2 separate regions of the Homo sapiens genome follow, and region 1 is linked to region 2. The links are chromatin contacts, found by Hi-C or POLR2A ChIA-PET in ENCODE. All regions are on one chromosome and are shown on one strand. Each heading gives the region's core, a stretch centred on a gene start or an enhancer-like site at or near the end of the contact. The rest is flanking DNA. Distances are from core to core; before and after follow the strand shown. Region 1 has its middle 40 kb from the start of RAPGEF4. Region 2 overlaps ITGA6 (integrin subunit alpha 6).

Region 1 (7,201 bases), core at 120-2,619, 220 kb before region 2:
GCATCTATTCTGTGCCAAGTGCTATGCTAGACAGCAGGAAAAGAAACCTGAAAAGACTGAAGTCTAGTCTGAAAATCGGTCGCAATTACCTGAGTCCCACAGAGACTGAGTGGTCTTATGCAATAACAATCCAGTGCACTACTTTTAACTTTTACAATCTGAACAGTAAAAAAAAAAAAAAAAAAAGTCAGATGAGGTCTGTACTCAAAATCAGGTGTCTTCAAAAAAAATATGAACGATTCAGTTGACTACTTGCAGGGACGGAAGAGTTTGTTTCCAAGCACAAACTAACTTACAGCTCAGCTTCGCTGAGAAGCTCTAGTTTTACTCAGTTGAGGTTTCCTGATAATTATTCTCTTGATAAGGAATATGTTTTCCATGCCATTTATTATGTTTTTGCTGTGCTCAAATGCTGCAAATTTTTATTCTCTCATAGAAAATAGCACATTCATCTTGCCATAAAAAATAGCGTAATTAAATTTCTAGCCACCCAGTTGTAGCAACTAGAAATGAAAGTTTGCTATTATTATGGCTATAATAATTCTTTAATATTTGACTAACAATAGATTCTGGGGACATGAGACATATGTTAATGTGCTTTTGAAATATTTTAAATGCTGCTTAAATATTAAAACATGCATTCTTCACATAAAATACCAAACGTATAGGGGAGATTTTGAGTCAAGGCACTCTCCTTAAATCTCACCCCCCTTTGCATCTCTGGCATCAGCTTCTCTTACTGTAATGGTTCTCATCCTAGCAGCACATAAAAATCACCTGAGGAGCTTCTAAGAAACAAAAAACACCAGTACCTGAGACTCTCCTGCAAGAGATTCTCATTTACTTGGTCTTGGGAGGCCCTGGGCATGCGTGTTGTTTAATACCTCCTCACGTGGTTCTAATGTGTAGTCAAGGTTGAGGACCATTGCCTAAAACAGTAGTTCTCAGTGTGGTTCCTAGACCAGCTTCAGCGTCACCTGGGAATTTGTTACCCATGTGAATGCTGAGGCTTCCCACAGCCCTCCAGAATCAGAAGTTCTGGGGGTGGAGCCCAGTCACCTCTGTTTTAACAAGCCCTTCAGATAGCTGTGGTGCACACTCAAGTTCCAACCATTAGGCTTAGAAGAATATAACAGGAATTTTCAAGAGAATGCAGTTAACACATGACAGGGAATATAGGTAGGTGGACTTTCTTCCTGAGGGGTAGGAGGCTCTGTAGTAGTTTGGGTGGAAGACCAGACGTTGCTGAGGAAGGTGCTTTTCTTTTATGATCAGCTTACCCAGGATGAGTCATACCATGGTGAAGTGAGTCACACTTACAAACCAGCCCAAACTTATGCTATATTTTCTTGCATGAGAAGAGGGAGATTCTTGGTGGAGAGAAAGGAAGGGGCAGGAAAATGCTCAGAAGTCTAGAGAGCATGAAAATTAGAAACTCTAAATATTTGGTAGAACAAAGTGGGGGATGATTCATGCATACCTCCATGTAGATACACAAAACCAGAATGCAAAATTAAACTGGTTTTAGGAAGTATTTCATCTCGCCCTCTAGGCTGATGCTGATGACTTTTATCTCTGCCATAAAAATTACACAGTAGACTGGGATTTCTTTCAGGAAGATGGGTGGCCATCTCATTGTGGGATTGTACTTCAGAATAAACAAATGCTGACATTTGGATCATTTTCTAGGGTTTCTAGTTTTCCGGTGAGATGCTTCTGACAGTTGCCATGGTAAATCCCTATGGACACCATTTTAAATTCTCCTCATTGGCAAGTAGCATATGGTGAGGATACACTGCAATTTTTGCTAAAACTATAGCTGTGGTAATGTATAATATAAATGAGATACACAGTTCAGCTTCTGTTGATCTGGGCCAGTATCTTCAGAATGGGGAAGTTTCTTCCATCTTCTGAGACAAGGATTACACATATTTGAAAATACGTGTAATTGAAATATTACACATATTTATTGAAAGATTAATGTCACAATAATTGTTTTTAAGAAGATTCTCAATCTTGGGGAGAACCACATGTAATTATTGGGGTTAATTAACATCTCTAAAATCTCTGAGGACTGTATTTTAACTGGAGACATTCTGAGCTCAGCTTGGATCATAGAGCATCACTGCTCAGCACGTGTATTCTAAAGATAAGGAAGGCAGTTGCCCCATCCATCCTGATTAATATGGCCAGTGGTATACTTGGTGTAATCAACAGCCACATAAGAAATACACTTCTTGAAATGTCAGAGGCTTGATAAAGCTGGATATTTACATGTGAAAATAATGGCAGGAACATATCTGGATACTTTACCAGCAAATTTAAAATTAAACGTGCCATTTATTATTTGCCATCCCCTGTCGTATGTCTCTGGGACTGTACAAACAGGGTCAATTACAGATCTTGGGGAATTGGTCACAGAATTATTTCTTGACTTAGTGATTTTTGCCCAGTGGGTTTTGCAGTTGGAATTGGCAAATGAGAGAACTAGATTTTCTTAAGGCAGCAAATGGGTAGCATTCACACAAAGGAGCCCTCTCTATTTGGGGTAATGTCATTGCAAGGATAAGTTGGGAAATATGCTCTCAAACATCTTCCGTTACAAATTCACCAGTTTTACAAGCAGAAGTGGATTTATATTAATAAGTAAGTGCTTTTACTAAGGAAACTTAAACTAATTGGGATAGAAGCAGAGTAATAAATTAGAATATAGTATATAACTTGTGAATGTTGGTTGATTGGCACAAATATTACCACTTTTTACCTCTCCTTTATATATTACTGATATTCAAAGGTGTGTAACACTTTAGAATAATTTCATACACTACAAGGATCCTATAAGATCATGAATAAGTAGTCTTGTGGAAGATATTGAGAAACTTCATAGGATTCCTTATAAAAGATGTTAACTGGAAAAATTTTAGCAATGCAGAAATATAAAGCAATAAAATTAAATTTACTCTTTCCATAGAAATTGGAAGAATGTGACAGAGTCAGAGTGTATAAATAAAGAGAAAATAAGCTATCAATTAGGATATTATTAAATCCTAATATGTCAGTGATCCTATGTCATCATACTAACGCATATTATGATCATTATACACTTTCCTCAACAATCAACTTCTCAGATTATGAGAGCAGCTAAATCAAAATGGCCCACTGTCAAAGATGTTCTATAGCCTTTCATCAACACTTTATAGGCTGTTATATAGGATTCTACCTCACTAAAAAATTAAAATTAGGAGATGTTAAAAACAGGAGTTGGGTAGTGCATGAACTATATATTGCCACAGAGTTATTGGCCTAAAACAAAACAATTTATTACCTCATTGCTTTTTTGAGTGAGGAGTTCAGGCATAGCTTAGCTGGGTTCTCTGCTTAGGGTCTCACAAGTCAGTAATCAAGGTGCCAGCCAAGCTGTGCTCTTATCTGGAGGCTCAACTGGGGAAGAATGCTCTCCTAAGCTTTTTTTTTTCTTTTTTTTTTTTTTTTGAGACAGAGTTTCGCTCTTGTTGCCCAGGCTGGAGTGCAATGGTGAGATCTTGGCTCACTGCAACCTCTGCTCCTGTGTTCAAGGAATTCTCGTGCCTCAGCCCTCTGAGTAGCTGGGATTACAGGCAACTATCACCACACCCAGCTAATTTTTGTATTTTTAGTAGAGACGGGGTTTCACCATGTTGGCCAGCCTGGTCACAAACTTCTGATCTCAGGTGATCCACCCATCTCAGCCTCCCAAAGTGCTGGGATTACAGGCATAAGCCACCACACCCAGCCTCTTCTAAGCTTACTCAGGTTATTGGCAGAATTCATTTCTTTGTAGCTGTAGGACTGAGGGCCCTAGCTTTTTGCTGCCTGGAGGACATCTTCAGCAACCAGGCTATCTGCAGTTCCTCTGAGCCCCCTGTCATTCCTAGAGGCCACCTGCAGTTCCTTGCCACCTGTCTTTTCCCAACATAAGCAATTCATCAAGCCAGCAAGGAGAGTCTCTAGAGCAGTCTCCTAGTAAGATGGAGGTTTATATAATGCAACATAATTCCAGGAGTGGCATCTATCACCTTTGCCATATACTATTGGTTGGGAGCAAGTCCCAGATCCCATCCATGCTCAAGGAGAGGGGCTTACATAAAGGTTTGAACACTGGAAAGCAGGATATGTGGGAGAGTTTAGAGTCTGTCCACCACAGGTAATTTATTTAGCCTGCTTGAGTTTCTTTTTCCCCTTCTGCTAAGTGGGAATTGTAATCTCTACCCTATAGACTGTTGTCTATGTTGTGTGCATGACAAGAGGGCAGAACACAGGACCTGGTGTGGAGTAGGTCCTCAACATATGAGTTAAGTCTTCTGTCTCGCTCTCTTCCCTCCCTTTCCCTTACAGTGTGATAGAGCACAGTATGGCATCCATGGGTTCTTAGAAACTGTGACTTTAAGCAAAATAACATATAATAAAACCAATTTCATCATAGGCTAGTTGATATAAACAAGAGTTAAGTTCCTATGGCATATTTCTGGTCAAAAAAACATCGCTAAACTTTTTTTGTTTTGTTTTTTGAGACAGGGTCTCACTCTGTCACCCAGACTGGAGTGCAGTGGCGTCATATAGGCTCACTGCAGCCTCTGACTCCTGGGTTCAAGTGATTCTCCCACCTCAGCCTCCCAAGTAGCTGGGACTACAGATGCACACCACAATGCCCGGCTAATTTTTATATTTTTTAGTAGGGATGGGGTTTCACCATGTTGGCCAGGCTGGTCTTGAACTCCTGACCTCAAGTGATCCACCCGCCTTGGTCTACCAAAGTGCTGGGATTACAGGTCTGAGCCACCATGCCCGGCCTACCAAACTTCTACATAAAGACTAAAACACTTCTAATATTAAACACTGAAACAAATGAGAGCTATGTATACATTTAAGAAAGATTAATAAAAACAAGTAAGATAATTATTTACCCAATCATTCCAGTTCAGGACCAAGGGTGGCCAGAGTCTATCCCTGCAGTTCACGGTGCAAGGTGGGAATCAACCCTGGACAAGATGACATTCCATCACAGGGCGCACTCATAGCCACACTCACTCAGACTGGAATGACTTAGACACACCAATTCACCAAACTAGCACATCCTTGAGATGTAGGAAGAAACTTGAATGCCTGGAGAATGCCCACACAGACAGGGAGAGTCTGTGCAAACTCCACACAGACAGTGGTTCTGGCAGGAATTGATTTTTTTCTCATCAATGTTATAATGAAACGATGTTGAATGCTATTTGAGGACCTGCTGTATTTCTTTTATTTTCTATTTTCCATTCTTTTTTAGCTCTGTGAAGAAATAAAATTCTAATGGCTTCTGTAAAAACAAAAGGAAGGCTACACTCTTAAATGCTTGGGTAGTCTCTTGTGTAACCACATGGACATTGCATTAGGGCAGTGCAAGAGCCTTACTTAAAGGAAGCATGAAATGCAGTTCTCTTCCCTCAATGCTATGGATCCTAACGTCTTTACTCTGGAGACTGGGAATTCATTTCCTATGGTGAAGGGTGAGGAAAGAGAAAGAGTAGCTTTCTGCCCTCCCTGTCTCCCGGCCCCATGCCTCTCTGCTATGGTCGCCACACGGAGGTGGGACACCCCACACATACACCAAACGTTTTTTCAGATATCCTGACTACACAGGAAGCAAAAGGGTATGAGGAGGTTTACTTCTTACATAATGAGGCTTGCTGGGGAGAGCACAGTAGGCTCCCAAGAAGGTCTGAAAATGGATCTTGAGGGAGAGCCAGGAGGGGAGAGCAGCCTTGGCCTTTATTGTAGTTAGGGAGTGGGCTGGGCTAGAGGTTCCTGCATAAGACAAGAGGACTGTGTGGATTGAGCTTCCTATGGGCACCAAGTGAGGGGAATATGGGCTTTCTTCTCAGCTTGCTCAGATGTGGAGCAAGAGGGGAAGAGGAAGAGGTGTGGCTCCAGAGCTGTCAGCAGTCAAAATAGAGTCCGATTCTTTATTACAGCTTCAAGGCATAGAAAAGCAAAAACAGGTTTGTCCTCTGCCCAACTCTGACCCCATCCGTTTTGCCATTTGGACTTAAATGGAGCTACTCTAATGCCATAGAAACAAAAAAAATCAAACACTCATATAGCATCAGGTACCAGGTACCTTCTAAGCATTTTACATATACCAAATCATTTAATTTTCACAACAACCCTATGAAGTAGGTATGCTAACATTATTACCACTTTACAGAGAAGAAAACAAAAGCATAGTCAAGTATCTTGCCCAGGGTCACCCCCCAGTAAATGGCAAAGCCAGAATTCCAGCTTAGGCAATACCACTCAAGCAGATTCTCCTCACCACTCCCACACTGTGGACTTTTCTGCACGGAGCTGCTGCAGTGACTCATGATTTTATGAGCCAATGGCTTCCAGCCAGTGTGCCATCAACACTTCCCAGGGCATATGGACATTCTGACTCACGTGTAAGATGTATTTTTCCTATCACCACAGTGATGTGTCAGATGGGGCTGAGCTAGCCACGGGCACAGGAGGTGAGAGCAGAACTTGGTGCAAGGGAAGAGGCTCACTGTGGGGTGAGCTGGTCCTCCAGGAGGGTCCAGATTTGACTGAAGCATAAATCTGGTCAGGTAGACACCTCTGTCAAACACCACCCAGTGGGTGCTAAAGGGTGACTTGGAAAACAGAGTGATTACTGTGGATGCTTTTGCAAATTCTGTGAAGCTGTAACTGCAGAACCAACCCAATCTGGTTGAACTTTGTGTAATAAAATGGTGAGTTGGTTTTCAGTTGCCATGGGTTCAAGTTACATAACCTGATTATCCCCAGGTGAACCAAGTGTGCAACCATAGGTGGCCCTAAGTGCTCTGACCAAGGAATATGGGTACCAAATTAAATTAAATGCAGATACCACATGGCATGATCCAATCAGATCACGCCCTGGCATCACCTCATGGCAAGATCCAGCCAGATCACAGCTCCCAGCATCACCTCACTGCAAGATCCAATCACTGCATGCCTCAATACCCTCTCCCTATAAGACCTGCCCTAACCCCCAACTTGGGGAGACAGATTTGAGGCAGACTCCTGTCTCTTTGCTCAGCAGCTTGTAATAAACTCTTCTCTCTACAAAAGCCTGGTGCTTCAGTGTTTGGCCTTCCATGGCGCATGGGCAAATTGACCCAGTTTGGTTCAGTAACAGGCTATT
Region 2 (6,933 bases), core at 4,077-6,576:
CATAATGCCAAATCAAGCTGTCATAGCTGCCCGGGCTAACCTTGCACCTTAACCATCCTAAACCCCTAGCAAACAGACCCCACCTCATATGAGGTATCCCACAGGCCATCTAATACACATTTTTCTTCCAAAGATGACTTAGGCTATATTAGGCACTAAATGACTACTGTATGCTAATAATACTTTTTTGCTTTGCTGAATTTTGATATTCCTTGATTTTAATGTTCTGACTAGCAACACACTGCTTTCTACATTTCAGTATTCTCAATGGTAAGTAAAACACAATGTATTTTTCTTTCTATGTACAGCTAAAGGAGAAACAGTGTTAGAATATAAGCTCTACCATTTATAGTCTCGATAGGTTATAATGGCCAAAAATGAAGAAGGAAAATACGCTCTGGCCCCAAATTGTATTTCATGTTTTTATGTTTATTGCTAATTTGGGAAACAAGTCTTCTCTAACTTTGCGTACATTAAAAACATATTAACACAAAAGAATGGCCTTTAAAGCAAATCACTAGTTCTATTCCCTTCAAAGACATTTGATTTAGCATCATAAATGGCAAAAAAACTTTGGCAAAATGAAAGTCAGAGAGACTTACATCAATATGAGCTGTCTTGGGTTCATCTGAATTCAGAATTGGAAGAACTTCTGGAAGTGAATTCACTCGCCTACGAGAGCTTGGCTCTTGGATCTCCACTGAGGCAGTTATGGGAATGGGACGCAGTTTATCTCTGATATTATCCTGCATGAAAAGCATGCAGTCAGAGTTAAGTGGGGTGTACATGCTATTGGGGAATTCCAAAACAATGATTTTGTATTGATTAAGAGGTTGCCAGAATAAATTTCAGAAATCTGTATATCACCATATAACCTTTTTCTGTCCTCTTCATAAAACAGATGTGACCATCTGCAGCCCTCACCTGTAGCCACAGGGTTTCCTCCATGCACACTTTCTGTTTCTGCCTCTTCAGAGTTAGTTCTTGAGTATATTTGGGCTCAGAACCTTGGTTTCGAAACTGAACTCTTGAGGATAGCCCAGATTTTCTTCTTTCTTTTTCAGCTTCAAGTGTGCCCACAATTGCTAGATAAAATTAAAATCATATTAACGTAAGTGCATTCATGCACAATCCAGCCACAAGCATGTTGAACTCCTTTTAAGATTTTAATTCCTTGTAGAAAACATTGCCATTGTTTCTCTTCATATTTCCTGGTAATATGCATTTGCACAATTGTGATGGTTCAAATCAAGCTGTCTTTTCCTTCCTTTTGCTGTTAACAATGTTTCAAAGTTAAATTTTCATTGTGCCACCTGGGGGAGCTCAAGAATAAGTTAAAACCTTTCAGCAGCAGCAGTTATTAAGAATCAGTTTCTGGCTGAAGTTCATGAACCCACAGAATACTAACGATAAGCAGAGGAACCCAACACTCCCCCGAGCACCTAAACTGATTTTCTCCCTTTAAACCAGTCAATGCTTATTCAAGTGGCCTCGTGCCTTTGCTATCTGGGAAAGATCTCTAGAACAGCAGCATCTCCTGAGGGCCTGTGAGGATGCAGAACCTCAGGCCCAGTCACACCTACGGAAGCAGAATCTGCTTTATTAATAACAGCATCACCAGATGATTCTTATACGTATTAAAGTTTTAAGAAGCACTGATAAAGGATAGTTGTCTAAACAGAGGAATAATATATTTTAGAGATGGAGAAGTCTTTCGACAGTAGGATGAGACCTTTACCTTAACAAATAAAAAAGAGGATGGGCACAGTGAATTCTGCCTGGCATCCCAGCACTCTGGGAGGCCAAGGTGGGTGGATCACCCGAAATCAGGAGTTTGAGACCAGCCTGACCAACATGGTGAAATCCTGTCTCTACTAAAAATACAAAAATTAGCTGGGCTTGGTGGCGCATGCCTGTAATCCCAGCTACTCGGGAGGCTGAGGCAGGAGAATCGCTTGAACCCAGGAGGCAGAGGTTACAGTGAGCTGAATTCATGCCATTGCACTCCAGCCTGGGCAACAAGAGCAAAACTTTCTCAAAAAAATAATAATAAAGATAAAAAAGAATTACAAGGTAAATTATATATTTTTGAGTGGATGGAGGGCCTGTCGGTCAGCATAATATAGCTCCCACAACCAAACTGCCTACCTTGCACTGGGCTAGAAGGCACAGCCTGTTCTTGATAACCTACACTAATGGAACCTGGAGGGAAGCTAGGATGTGGATGATCAGAATCTCATTTTTTTACTTCAGAACGCATTCTTTGTTGGTTCATTAGATGTGGCTGCTAACTTTGTTTTTCATGGGCCAATACTTAAATTACTTACATTCATTAAGCAGTCACTAACCATCAAAAGGGAAAGCAAACCAAAGTGTGCAGAGGGCTGGAGAAGGCAATCTCCAGGACAAAAATCTGCTACAGAAAACACAGAAAATGAATAACTCACATTCTAATATTCACTTTAGAGTTGGAAGAGACCTTTTCTGGGGAGGCTTGGGGTCATACTGAGAGGGACAGAAGCAGCACCAGCTTCTGAGTCTCTATCACAAACACAAAAGGCGATTGCTTTCTACAGGGTCTTAGATGCCCAGGTCTCACTTGCCTCCTAACCACCGCAGGAGTCACTCCTTCCCTCAGCCAGCTGTCTTTCCCTTCTTTTCCCTTCCACCTCCCAGCAGTGTTGGCCTGCTTGGCTAAGCCCTCCCTTCCCCTTCAGATTTCAGCTTGGACCTCACCTCCTCCAGGAAGCCTGTCCTGGCCTCTCTTCGCGATCCTAGAGTATTCCATCTCTCCAGTCTCTACATTTAAGCCCACTACGCTGTGATTTCCTGATTGTCTCCCACAGTGGGGCAAAGCCGAGGACAAGGATCACATCAGTCTTATTCCCCACCACAGTCCCCAGCAACTAGCACAACACCTGATAGACATATGATTTATGGAACAGATGAACAGAAGTGGCAGTAACTGGTTCCCCACTTGCACACACATGCGCACACACACGATGTGACATTCTTATGCTGAATGTGAGCTATTCAGAACAAAATTTAGAAACACTGACAGTTTCAATAGTAATTTTTGTGTCCATCTGGAGAATTCTTAAATGTCACAGCTGCCAAATGGAATGCTCCCCCATTTTAGGCCTCTGCAGCCTTGACATCATCCATTTATAAGTGACCTGCTAGCTTCACAATGAACCAGATAAAGGCTCACACGCTGAGTGCCCCTCACAGCAAAAGTGCCCCTCACAGCAAAAGTATGGGAGGTGTGGGTGCAGGAAAACCGTTTATCTGCCAAATTCACTCTAACCTTCCCTAACCCTCCAGACAGTCCACATCATCTTAAAATCTTTGCAGGCCACCTTTGCTAACTGCTTGAGGGGCAAGCCAAGTAGAACACTCATTACGGCTCAATTATAGATATCTATATGTATGGAACACCACATCTGAGGACTGCTGAGCTAAAATAGCCCAGTCAAACAATAAGCTCACATTCTTGGCTACTGGGAGAAGATTTTAGATGTATTAACTTATGTAGCTTTGTAGAAGTTCTGTCTTAGTTCATTTAGAATTTACTGTGGAAGTAAAAGCAATGAAAGCAAATGTTCTTTGAATGTCTTCAAAGGAAAGTTCCACCCATAAAAGGCCATCCATAAACACTTGGTTAATGGAGTAGCTACATAACATAAAAGTAATACACATGGCATCAAATGCTGTGCTACAGCTAGGAGAAAGTCTGTATTTTATATAGGTGATTAATTTGGGGGAAGTCAAGGAGTGCTCTGATGATATTTCACATCTACAGTCAAACTGAGAGTGGTTTGAAAAAATGGCCATCAGAACAGAATAAAAATGTTTCCCCTTTTTCTCTGGCTGCCTAGTCAAAGAATCACTGTTTTCTCCTTGTCTCTCTAATTCATTCCAAACACTGGCAAAGGGCCCATTATCCAAGTGGGCTAGTGTAAGGTATGGCATTTGGGTAAAAATAACACAAATGATACTGAAAGGATGATAGATCCTGAAGAGTCACAGTATACATTTTCTTGTCATTAAAAGCCACACAAAGAATTGCTTTCTACACTCGACAAAATGCCGGCTGCATCAAAAAGCAAAGCAAAAGGCCACAGCTCCCCCTGTGCACGAAGTCATAATCCATCCACTCTAAGAATGCTTCGTGCAAGGTCTGCAGGTCCCATGGAGAGACCACACAGCAGGAGACGACCCCACAGAAGGGGAGACGGAGAAACCACCTGCAGACAGCTCGAAATCTGGAAAGATGAAGGCTAACTGAGCTTATGACACTGAGAATCAGGTGAAGGGGGACTTAAAAAAAATTAAAGACAGTACATTTATTTAAACTGTCCCTTTTCATAATTCACTGAACTTTATCACAGGTCAGTATCTTCATTCTGTTGTCTTAGTGGATACATTCATTAGTGTTATATAAAACTTCATATAAAGTTAAAGAAGAATTAGAGTACAGCTAAGAACAGAGCTGTGACGTGTGAGAGGATTCACCATTGCAAACCCTAGTCCTTATGTGGCTATTTTTTCCTGTTTCAAGCAACAACTTTAGGTTATTTGAATTAGGTTATATTCTGGAATATTATAAGGGACATCTTTTTAAATAAAGAAAACTACTACTTTAGATAACAGGGAGAACACTTCAGAGGACTCATTACCTCATAGTATCGTAAAGGCTGACAACCATATGAAAGGACAGAATGACCTTGTTCTTCACAAAGTGTCCCTTGGTGGCAGATACAGTACACTAGAATCCCAAACTGCCAGGACCATGGCCGGACCCGGGTTGAGAATTTCCTCATTCTTTTCACTTCCTCTTTGCAGAAAAGATTTTCTTGGAATTCCTATGCCCCTGGCCTTGACTCTGGAGCCAGGGGTCAGGTGACTCACAGCTGAAGAAGTGTGGCTGCTATTAAAACATGCCAGAGGAGAGCTTACGACGGCCACTATTGTTAAGAGTATCATTAACGGTGTCAAAATTCTTGTCAAAAATCCTGTGTTGCCCCATAAATATATACACCTACTATGTATCCACAAAAATTTAAAAAAATCTTACTTTGAATTACAAAAAAAGGAAGCAGAACAGTATCTAATAAATGACAAAGTGCTTTTCATGTCTTCTCAGTTGATCTCCAGCACAACTGTATGCACTAATGACTACTAGGCATTGTTCTGAACGGACAGGAAAGCAAACTCATATGTTAAGGGACTTGCCCTGTGGGTCAGTCAGTATCAAAGCTGAAACCAGGAGCAGAGACCAGGTCTCTGACCTCTCAGGGCCGGCTTGCAAATTCCCTAGGGGCCTGCTCTTGGGAACACAGGGCGGGTGTTCCGGGAGGGAGGGGCGTGGGGAAGAGAAGGCAGCCTGGCAGTGACTCTGTGCTGTGCTCTGGCTCCTGCCGTTGCCCTTTCACAACCACCAGCCACCACCCACCACCTCACAACCACCAGCCACCACCCACCACCTCACAACCACAAAATCAATTTTCCACACTGCTTTTCAAAGACAGAAATGGAGGAAATGGTTGTGGTAGCAAATAAGTACTTTTCCAAGCCATTCTGTCCTAAACCATCTGCTCTGGAAAACTCAAATGGCGACCAAGTGGAGTTTTTTTCCTCCCTCACGGTGCTGTGCCCTCCTGATTAAAAGGGAGACAAAACATACACTTAATTCTTTACACCAGAATTGACAGACCCATGTTGGCCACTGCAGTTTTATTTTTCTGTGATTTATGCAGAACTTTCAACCTGGCAGACAGAAAGTAGACATATTTTAAAGGTACTAGGTACTTACATATTGAAGGATTATAACCAGCGGGGTTAGCAGTATATTCAAAACAGGATTTAACCTGGAGGCTGAATAAAATCAAACACATATTTCTTAAAAGATCCATTATTGCAGTGGAAAAAACCCAACATGTTCCCTAGCTCTCCAATCCCCCCAATGCCCATTGATGATCAACATGTTATAAAAACACTTGACAGACCCTCTTCCCTTTGCCCAGCACTCCTGTCATCTTCCCTGTGGCTCCTCAGGACAATAGAGTCATCATGAAGTGGAGGTGGGAAACTGAGGGGGATCCCACCAAGACAGAGGGATGCTCACCATATCCCACTAGGCGCCCCACACGCTGTTTTCTGGCGGAGGTCAATTCTGTTAGGAGTTACTGTGATGGTTTTCTGAATATTAATCACAGGCCGGGATCTGAAGACAAAAGGAGTGAAAAACAAGCTCAGCCTCTGTTACCTTGAATGTGAGTCTAATTCACATACTAGAGAGCATCCTTAGCTGCCCAGCACAGCTTAAAAACACAGGAAAAAAAATACACGTGACGTTTTCCCCCATTGCTGAAGAAAATAACTGTTAATAGATATAAATGTATACAATGCAGAGCCTCATTATACAATATTTGTTTAAAAACGTACACACTTATGAGTACATGTGCAACATGTGGGGGTTAAAGTAAATATTTTGTCTCCATTCCCACCCGAACACCCAAGTAGCCTTGTATGTTCTTCCAGACACGTCAGTTAAAATTATCTAAAATTAAATATTAAAATATATGTATAATTTCAACTAAATGGGAACTTAATTGCCATTGTTCTGTATGTGGCTTTTTCTCATCCATTTCAGAGGTCTTGTCCTGTATATACACATAGATCTAGTTCACTGTTTTTCACACCTGATGGCGTTACACTGTATCAGTGTAACATCCTTTATTTAACCAGTACCTAATCGGTAGACATTCACGTTGTTGAGCTTTCTGCTTTCACAAACATCATCTGTGCACACACTTGAGTTTATCTGTGGGATAAATTCCCAGCAGCAGAATTTTGGAGTCAAAGAATATGTGCATTTTTAATTACGAGTAGTCTTGCCAACATACCCTCTGGAAGAATTACACCAACAAA

What was found. A loop is a pair of places that touch in the nucleus more often than their neighbours do. ChIA-PET counts read pairs that join two places held with the same protein, here RNA polymerase II (POLR2A). Pooled maps may share reads with other maps.
Region 1: a pooled map shows a loop between it and region 2 (2.3-fold over the local background). The contact joins two enhancer-like sites. A Hi-C loop is called at or near these places in 2 of 168 maps with a recorded cell type or tissue (both CD8-positive, alpha-beta T cell), 2 of 37 single-sample maps with no recorded cell type and 4 of 50 pooled maps. POLR2A ChIA-PET finds 5 or more read pairs at or near these places in 1 of 52 experiments (WTC11).

Annotation. Positions count from the first base shown.
Region 1 is chr2:172,692,464-172,699,664 of GRCh38, reverse strand. It overlaps a transcript of PDK1 not described here. Among named protein-coding and RNA genes, the nearest start is that of RAPGEF4, 40 kb to the left of the region's middle. RefSeq lists an enhancer at 6,192-6,361. Within about 2 kb of position 1,369, at least 4 of the 41 ENCODE cell types and tissues checked have a DNase peak (open chromatin) inside an H3K27ac peak, as active enhancers do.
Region 2 is chr2:172,478,934-172,485,866 of GRCh38, reverse strand. It overlaps ITGA6 (integrin subunit alpha 6), which reads right to left. Exons shown (of 26, transcript NM_000210.4): 10 at 6,128-6,226; 11 at 5,816-5,877; 12 at 925-1,085; 13 at 603-746. The region is part of intron 3 of PDK1-AS1 (PDK1 and ITGA6 antisense RNA 1); the gene reads left to right. Among named protein-coding and RNA genes, the nearest start is that of ITGA6-AS1, 16 kb to the right of the region's middle. Within about 2 kb of position 5,326, at least 7 of the 41 ENCODE cell types and tissues checked have a DNase peak (open chromatin) inside an H3K27ac peak, as active enhancers do.